3 separate regions of the Homo sapiens genome follow, and regions 2 and 3 are each linked to region 1. Evidence: chromatin contacts called from ENCODE Hi-C or POLR2A ChIA-PET data. All regions are on one chromosome and are shown on one strand. Each heading gives the region's core, a stretch centred on a gene start or an enhancer-like site at or near the end of the contact. The rest is flanking DNA. Distances are from core to core; before and after follow the strand shown. Region 1 has its middle 53 kb from the start of DAB2IP. Region 2 holds the start of DAB2IP (DAB2 interacting protein). Region 3 overlaps LOC107987016 (a long non-coding RNA gene).

Region 1 (2,762 bases), core at 113-2,612:
GTCCCGGCGGTCGAGATCTGGGCAGGGCGCACAGGAAAGTTTAAAGGCTCAATGCATCGCGCAGATTTCCTTGCGGGAGAGGGGACTGTAGGGGAAAAGCGGGGTAAATAAAGCAAAGTCGCCGCCCATTCCTCAGTCCCCTACCCCAACACCTCGCATCGGAGCCCCCGGATCCTCTCGAACCCGGGATGCCGCTCGGATCCCGGCAAACCACCGAGCCCCCCTCCACCTGAGCCGCGGCCCCCAGCTTTTACCTCTACGCGCGGGCCGGGCCGCTGGGCGCTGCCATCCCAAAGGCTCCGGAGCCTGAGCGGCCCAGGGCCAGGGTTGCGAAGCGGCGGAGTCGCGGTGTCGCCGGGCGGCTGCAGGAAAGTTTCCTTCGCGCCAGCTGGGCCGAGTGGAGCGGGGCGGGCGGAGTAGGCGGCTGGCCAGGCAGGAGCGCGCTACGGCCGGCTCCGCGCCTCCCCCGGCGCCGCCGCTCTACGGCTCCCGGGCTCCCGCGGCCACCCGGCCTGCCCAGCCCTGCCAATCGCAGGCCCAGCCGCCCACAGCTCCGCCCGCCAGGCCCGGGACCCAGCGCGGGCGGGGAGCAGAGGGGCGGGGGCGCACCTGTTTGGTCAATCGACCTCCCCACCACCGCCCCGCCCAGGCCGGACTGGGCAGAGCCGAGGCCCTCCGCTCCGAGCACACGCTCCCCAGCCTGGTGCCGGCCCGAGATGCCGGCGGGACCACACGCCCCCTCCCCTCCCGGAGTCCCCAGGCCTCCAGGAGTCCAGAGATAACCTCTGCTTCCGTTTCGGCGCTATGAGGGTACGGGACCGAGGAGTGGGCCGCGACTTTGCTTTACTTATCCCTCTTCCACCCTACAGCTCCCCTTCCCGCTAGAATCTTCCCGCATCCGCTGACCCCTTAAACTTTTATGTGCGCCCTGCGTGGATCTCCAACCTCAGGAGCCGGGGACTAATGGGGGGAACTAGAGCTTGGGAAGGGGACAGTGCGGGGTGTCACAGGGAAGGCACCCCAGCACTCCCACCAACAGAAACTCCCGAGGACTCCAGCTGGCTGGAGGGAACGTCCCGCGAACGTCTGCGACCCGCTTCAGCAAGCGTGACTGAATATTAAAGCGTGACTATCTTATTGACCCATTTCCCAGATAGGCACACTGAGGCCAGAGCGGGGCGAACGCTTTTCGGACCGTGGTGGCGGGACAGCGACGTTTTCCAGCTAAAGGTGGGTTTGCTGAGAGCTCCTGCCTCCTTTTCCCAGCCCTACGCGGATGCCTGTGTTCGTCCTCACCTTGCCGCCAGTCGCGGATCTGGGGCCAAGGAGGAGAAACAGGCCCCGGGCAAGTGCCCGCGTAGGGCGAGGGCGCGCCTGGAGGCGCACGGCCTTACCTCCGCAGCAGAGCGTGTCCTCGCAGAGCGCGCAGGCTGGAGGCCCCAGCAGGGGCAGGGAGGCCCAGGCGAGGGCGCGGAAGGAGGCACCGCCAGCTCCCATCTCGGACGGCCTCGGCAGTGCCTCGGCCAGCGGGCCTGCCACCCTCCGCGGCACCTGTGGGGCCAGCGCGGTGCCCGCGGCCTCCGCCTCCGTGGTCGGTCCCGGGCCAGGCCCGGGGTGAGGGGTGTGCAGGGCTCCCGGCTCCTTGAGCCGTCCCGGCTCAGAATCCAACGGCGGCTCGCAGGTCGAGCTGGGCAGGGCGCTATTTTTAGCGAGAGCTGCTCTCCCAGTCGTACAGACAGAACCAGTTAATTCGGCCGCTGGGGACGGGCCTGCACGGTGAACTCCCCGAACGGCAGCCGGAGCTCTGCTGAAAGCTGATCCTTCGCATTCCTGCCTCTCGAGGCGGGAGGGCGGGAGGACGCCTGTAATTCCAGGGGGAAGCCAGCGTCCTCTCTGAAGACAGCGCCTGGGCCCAACTGCACGCCAAAAATGGGGCTCTTTAAATTGGCTCTGAAACCTGGCGCGACTTGATGCTGATGCCAAGCCGCAGACGATGTCCCATAAAATGTCCATCTACTGTCTCACCCTTCCCACCGGTCTCCAGCACTGGGAAGAGCCTCCCAGAAATGGGGTCTCAGCCCCAGCACCCACCAGAAGCTGGCACGGTCATCACTCAGGAGCTACTTGTTGAATGAAGGCAGGAAGGAGTGAAATCCGATACCAGGGTCAGTGGAAGTCTTCGGAGCATATGCGATGGATGCACAGGGTGGCTTTGAAATCTTATAGAACCCCTAATCCAACACTTTCTGGCTGTGCGACCTTGGCAAATCATCTTACCTCTGTTTTATCTTCTCAGTTTTACCTTCTGCCTCAGTTTTATCTTCTGCAAAAAGGGAGTTTTAGAACTCCAAGAGATAGTATGCAAGAAATCCTTTTGTAAACAAAAGCATTATGTAGATGTTCATGTAAAACGTGATGAGAGAGCTGCAAAGGTGAACACAAGTTTCTACTCTCAGGAAGTCACTAGCACTCCTCTAATTCGAGAGAGGAGGTGCTAAGGACCCCAAAATGTACAATCACAGCATCTGGTATTAGCCCAAGGGTAGATAAATTGGCCAGTGGACTAGAATAGAGGCTGCAAAAATTGACCCATACAGGTATGGAAACTTGATATGTAGCAGAGATGGCCCTGCAGGTCAGTGGGAGAAGGGTGGACTTTTCTATAAATGGTGCTAGAGCAATAGAATGTCCATATTAGTAAAAGATGAGCTGAATCCCTACCTCACACCATGCATAAAAGATCAGTTCCAGGTGTACTGAAA
Region 2 (2,762 bases), core at 170-2,669, 53 kb before region 1:
AGGACTGAACTACCAGCACACACCTGTGCACACACTTAGCCTCAGCTTGAACCCTTCTGTGCACAGGGAACTCACTACTTCCTGAGGAAGCCCTGGACTGCACAGTGCTACTCAGACCTGACTGTGGGAAAAGTCTTCCCCATTCTGGTGGAAGCAACCGAACACTACCTGCCTGCTTCATTTACCCTCACACCGACAAGAAAACTGAAGTTCAGAGGCAGCTCAGCCCAGGTCACACAACGGCAGCCTGCAGGGTGGGAATGTGGCCCCTCTTGGTCTACCAGATTCCCTGCATGGCATTTGTTGGCACAGGGCCCGGCTTCCCACTTTCAAGATAACCTGATGGTGTCAACTCGGCCCAGGTCCCTGCTAAGGCGCCGTCTTTCTCCTCCCTTCCACCCCACGGGCACCCTCGGTGGGCCTGAACCTCTGCCTAGGACTCCAGCCTCCCCAGAGCCCCTTTGAAGGCCTCCTCCTCCCAGGGGCTTCCCTCCCTCCTACTCAGCCAGGGAAGGAAGTCCCGGCCACCACCCGCCCAAACGCAGCCCCCGGGATCACACGCATTTCCAGCCGAGGATCCTGTTACTGGAAAAAGAAAATGCTGCTCGCACCTCCCCCTCCGTCTCGTCCTGCCTCCTGAGCTTGATGGAGAGAAACTTTGCAAAGGAGCTGGCGCCCACCCGCTCGAGGGGTCACGGTTCCTTCCCTGAGGTCCACCCACTTGTCCTAGCACCCAAGAGGTGGGGAGCCCGTTAAGTTCCTGGAAAGGGAAGAAAGAAGTCCGCGGCCTGGGCTGGGAAGGCAAGGTGTGGGAAAGCTCAGATCCACCCTGGGTTACTTTATTGCCCGGCTGCTGAGTAAACTGAGGCACAGTGGGGTAGGAGGTCTGATCTGAGATGCGGAGAAAGATTCCAGGCTCCCCTCTCCCTGTCCCTGGCTTAAGAGGAGACCCTAGAGCCTCGGCTTCCCCCGGCGAGAGGAGGACTAAGCAGAAGCTGGGGGAATGGGGGGTCCGGCAGACTCAGGAAGGGGCGGATGAGGAAACCCCCGGCAAATGGCTGGAAGGAGGATCCCGGTCCCTAGCATCCCAGGGCATCAGGTGGCTTAGTGGCCTTAGGAGGGTCTAGGGGTCAGGGGTCGGGGTGGCGCCTACCCCTGGCAGGCCGGGTCCGGCTGCGGGAGCGGCTCCTCTGTCGCTGCAGCCGGGGCCGCCTCAGCAGCCGGTAGTAGTAGGAGGACCTCCCGGTGCTCTTCCTGGCGCTGCCGCCCGCGGACATGCTGCCGCCCGCCGGGCACCGGGCCGGGCCTGGGCGCGCTCACACGGGCCCCATCGGCCGCTCCGGACAGCCCGGCGGGCGCCCACGCGTTCTCCCGCGCTCGCCCGAGCGGCCGCCGAGGCCCTGGCTGCCCCACAAAGTCGCTCAAACTCCTCCTCCGCCTCCTGCCCCCTCCCGCTCCCCGAGCAGCCGGCCCCGCGGCGGGGGCTGGGGACCCGGAGGCCGGGCTGGCACCGGCCCGGAAAGTCAGTGCGGGAGAAATCCCGGCCTGGAATCGGCGGGGCGAGGCGGCCCGGAGTTTCCCCGGGACCCCAGACGGGTCGTCCCGAGGGTTCTGGCTCCCACCCCCGCCCCCGAGGGTTCGACCGTCGACCTGAGGGCGCACCAGGCACCCAATCCCGCCAGCGCGGGTAGACGGTGCACACCTGCTTGTGCGCTCTCCGGAGCCCGGGGTAGGACGCATGCTTGGGGACGGTCACCTTCAATTAGGGTCCGTTCCTGCCCCAGGCTCGCTGGGCTGAGAAACGACCCTCACTGCTCCGCAGGCCCTGGCCCAGCCAGGTTGAAAGACTCCCCTGTGATGCAGGATACTTGCCTCTTCTTTACGTTTTAAAGGTTGTCCCGTCTGATACACGTATCATTTTTATGTAATTAAAATTACGGTGTCTGTTTCAAGCACTCAAAGCACTGAAGGCAGGGCAGAACAATCCCTACCCTACCGTAGGCACCAGAAACTCAGGGTGGCAGAAGGAAAGGTACCAACTCCCTCTATTGCATTGGCTGAAAAACTTTCTCCAAGTCACTCCTCAGCTCAAGAGCTTTCCGTGGCTCCCCAGAGCACAATGGCAATACGTCTAAACATCCTTGTTATTTGGACCCCAAATAATCTTGCCCCAACCAAAGTCCCCTCCAGCCTCACCTCTGCTCCCCCTAATTCTCACTTCTCTTTGCTGTGCTGCCAGCAGGGACTGCCTTCTTGGCTATTTTCTCCACCCGACCAAAGTCCACCCTTTCAGGACCCAGCTCCTCCACCCTTCCCTAACCATGGCCCACAGTGATCTCTCTCTCTCCCCGCCCCTTATCTCTTTAGCAATATTCGTCGTTTAAATTATTAAGACACCTGCCTGAGCTGCCTCCTTTGAAGTACAGAGGGGGAAACTGAGGCCTTGGCAAGGAGGTCTTGCCTCAGTCACATGGAAAGTGGCAGAGGCAAGTGGTCTTAGCCTGGGGCTCTCAACATTCAGACTTAGGGGTGGGGGGTGTGAGTCACCGCAAGTGCCTGAGGCCGGCTAGGGGATCTTCCTCCAGAACAGTGGGGAAGGTGGGGCCCTGGAGTGGGCGGGGCCGTCTGGGCAGAAATCCAGGCCGGGTTTTGCACCTCACAGGGGAAGCCCCCTCCCTAGCGCTCTCAGCCAGCGGGGAGGGTCCCTAGTCCTGCGGAGCCTGTCTCACAGCTGGAAGCCAGGCGCCTTCCCTGACCAGGGG
Region 3 (2,762 bases), core at 121-2,620, 48 kb after region 1:
TCCCTGCCACCTCCACCTACCCAGAGGCCACCGAGTGTCTTTGCACACCCCTCAAGCACCCACCACCAGGAGAGGTATGGTCACGAACATTCGCTCATGGCACAGCAATGTATGGAGCACCTGCTGAGTGCTGCATGGTCCTGGCCCTGAGAGAGCAGTAATGACCCAGGAAGACAGACCCCTGCCCTCCTGAGGCCACCGTCCAATGAAAGAGGCAGGCAATAAACCCATCATTAGAATCAAGTGTGAAGCCTGGGCGTGGTGGCTCACGCCTGTAATCCCAACACTTTGGGAGGCCAAGGCAGGAGGATCAGTTGAGGTCAGGAGTTCGAGACCAGCCTGGCCAACATGGCAAAACCTCGTCTCTACTAAAAATACAAAAATTAACCGGTGTGCACCTGTAATCCCAGCTACTTGGGAGGCTGAGGCAGGAGAATCGCTTGAACCTGGGAGGCAGAGGTTGCAGTGAGCAGAGATCGTACCACTGCACTCCAGCTTAGGTGACACAGCGAGACTCCATGTGATGTTGAGAAAGGGAAGCCTGGGGGACCTTTGGGGGCTGGGCGGCAGGGGGGTGCTTCCGGGAGGAGGCAACATTTAAACTATAGGTCTGAAGGATGAGTCAGAGTTAGCCAAGAAGAAAAAGGAGTGAAAAGGTGTTTGAGTGAATGGGAATGGCATGTGGGAACCTCAGAGGTAAGAAAGTGCCTGACAGGTTTAAGGGAATGAAGGGATTAAGTGAGATGGAGCATTGGGTGTTGGCGGTGGTAAGGAACCTCAGGAGTCAGGCTTAGGGACTTGGACCTTCTCCTGAGGGCGATAGGGAGCCATTGCGTGTCTTAAGCAGGGAGTGGCTTGCTCAGATTTGCATGTGGGAGAATTCAGAGACAGATCAGAAACACTCAACCTCAGCCCAGAGGGGCCCAGGCAAGACCCCCCTCTCCCTCCTCTGTAGTTCCCTTGACGCGTGAGGTGGGTCAACACGGCTTGCACTCCCCCAAGGACCCGAACCTAAGGTCCTCTGGAGGCAGGCCCCAAGCCTGTCCTAACAAGTGCCGTGAGAGCCCTCCAGGCCTGCTCTGGGAATCCAGTCTTGTCGCCAGGAGACACGAGCCCATTTGACTCCGGTGGGGGGAGGTGGGCTGGGCGGCACCACCGCGTGAATGCTCCGGAGCTACCCACGGAGGCGACTGACTGGCTGCCAGCGTGCGCTCCGGATGCCACCTGGTAAGGCTGTCGGCGGGAGGCCAAAGAAATCAATCAGGTCCCGAAGACACGCCGCCCCCTCCCTGCCACAACAGTCCCCTGCCCTCGGAGCCTGGAGAGGCTGGGCTGTCCCCGCAGCGCCACCGTGTGGGCGAGGTGGTCACGACGGCAGGTGGTCGGGGCGCTCAGCTGGAGGTGCTGGTGCTGGGGAGAGCGGAGGACACCGCGGGATCGGCAGGCGTTGGGGACCCCACGGCAGCCATCGATCCTATTCTCATCACATAGTTTCAAATTAATTTTTTCAAAACGGAAACATATTTGCGGCCTGTTTGTGACTTGTAATTATTAAGTAATAATATACTTCCTGAAAACAACATGCAAACTCCATGGACTATAGAAAAAGGCAGGCATGGGCAGCTTCCCTGCAGAATTCCATCCCACCACAACCTCTGATTGCATTTTGGCAAACAGGCTTCAGATTATTTTTCTGGCTTCTTTTTTTTTTAAGTCAGGGTCTAGCTCTGTCGCCCAGGCTGGAGTGCAGCGGAGCGGTCATGGCTCACTGCAGCCTCCACTTGCCTGGGTCAACCGATCCGCCCACCTCAGTCTCTCAAGTAACTGGTACTACAGGCACGCACCACCATATGTAGGTAGTTTTTTCATTATTATTTTTGTAGAGACAGGGTCCCACTCTGTTGCCCAGGCTGGTCTCAAACTCCTGAGGTCAAGCAGTCCTCCTGCCTCAGCCTCCCAAAGTGCTGGGATTACAAGCATGAGCCACCATGCCCAGCCCAGATTTTCTTCAACAGAAAGAATATATGTATATGTATATATATATATATATATATATTCACACACACACAAATGAGGTCATATTGCATATGCCTAATGTTCTGCCACTTGCTTTGCTTTTTAAACATTTTTATCAACTGTGGAGTTCGGAGAAAAGAATATTTATTTAGATTGGGCTTGGTGGCTCACACCTGTAATCCCAGCACTTTGGGAGGCCGAGGTGGGCGGATCATGAGGTCAGGAGATCGAGACCATCCTGGCCAACATGGTGAAACCCCATCTCTACTAAAAATACAAAAATTAGCTGGGCATGGTGTCATGTGCCCATCATCCCAGCTACTCGGGAGGCTGAGGCAGGAGAATTGCTTGAATCAGGGAGTCGGAGGTTGCAGTGAGTGAGCTGAGATCGCCCCACTGCATTCCAGCCTGGCAACACAGCAAGACTCCATCTGGAAAAAAAAAATTTATTTAATATACGTGCAGTATATGAATCAGGTTGAAGTGGGACACTGTGTGCCCACCGTCCAATTTAAGAACATTTTAATTACCCTGAAGTTTCTTTTAAAAATATATTTTTCCCTCCTTTCTCACCTTATTATGGATTATATGGGTTTTTTTGTTTGTTTTGGTGGGTTTTTTTTTTTTTTTTTTGGACAAAGTCTTGCTCTATCACCCAGGCTACAGTGCAGTGGTGCGATCTCGCTCACTGCAACCTCCGTCTCCCAGGTTCAAGCGATTCTCGTGCCTCAGCCTCCTGAGTAGCT

Evidence for each region. A loop is a pair of places that touch in the nucleus more often than their neighbours do. ChIA-PET counts read pairs that join two places held with the same protein, here RNA polymerase II (POLR2A). Pooled maps may share reads with other maps.
Region 2: a loop to region 1 is called in a map of PC-9, with 11 times the contacts of the local background. The contact joins the promoter of DAB2IP here to the enhancer-like site in region 1. A Hi-C loop is called at or near these places in 6 of 168 maps with a recorded cell type or tissue (PC-9, aorta, ascending aorta and 3 more) and 5 of 50 pooled maps. POLR2A ChIA-PET finds 5 or more read pairs at or near these places in 2 of 52 experiments (H1 and activated T-cell).
Region 3: a loop to region 1 is called in a map of heart right ventricle, with 5 times the contacts of the local background. The contact joins two enhancer-like sites. A Hi-C loop is called at or near these places in 53 of 168 maps with a recorded cell type or tissue (CD14-positive monocyte, Caco-2, HCT116 and 30 more), 1 of 37 single-sample maps with no recorded cell type and 33 of 50 pooled maps. POLR2A ChIA-PET finds 5 or more read pairs at or near these places in 10 of 52 experiments (AG04449, AG04450, Caco-2 and 5 more).

What each region holds. Positions count from the first base shown.
Region 1 is chr9:121,597,259-121,600,020 of GRCh38, reverse strand. It overlaps a transcript of DAB2IP not described here. Among named protein-coding and RNA genes, the nearest start is that of DAB2IP, 53 kb to the left of the region's middle. RefSeq lists enhancers at 522-1,487, 1,488-2,455. Within about 2 kb of position 1,362, at least 27 of the 41 ENCODE cell types and tissues checked have a DNase peak (open chromatin) inside an H3K27ac peak, as active enhancers do; they include PC-9, ascending aorta, gastrocnemius medialis and 1 more, where a contact is called at or near this core.
Region 2 is chr9:121,650,291-121,653,052 of GRCh38, reverse strand. DAB2IP (DAB2 interacting protein) reads right to left here and starts at 1,419. Exons shown (of 16, transcript NM_001395010.1): 1 at 1,154-1,419. The coding sequence starts at 1,277.
Region 3 is chr9:121,549,244-121,552,005 of GRCh38, reverse strand. All of the region lies in intron 1 of LOC107987016 (a long non-coding RNA gene), which reads left to right. Among named protein-coding and RNA genes, the nearest start is that of GGTA1, 51 kb to the right of the region's middle. Within about 2 kb of position 1,370, at least 2 of the 41 ENCODE cell types and tissues checked have a DNase peak (open chromatin) inside an H3K27ac peak, as active enhancers do; they include gastrocnemius medialis and heart right ventricle, where a contact is called at or near this core.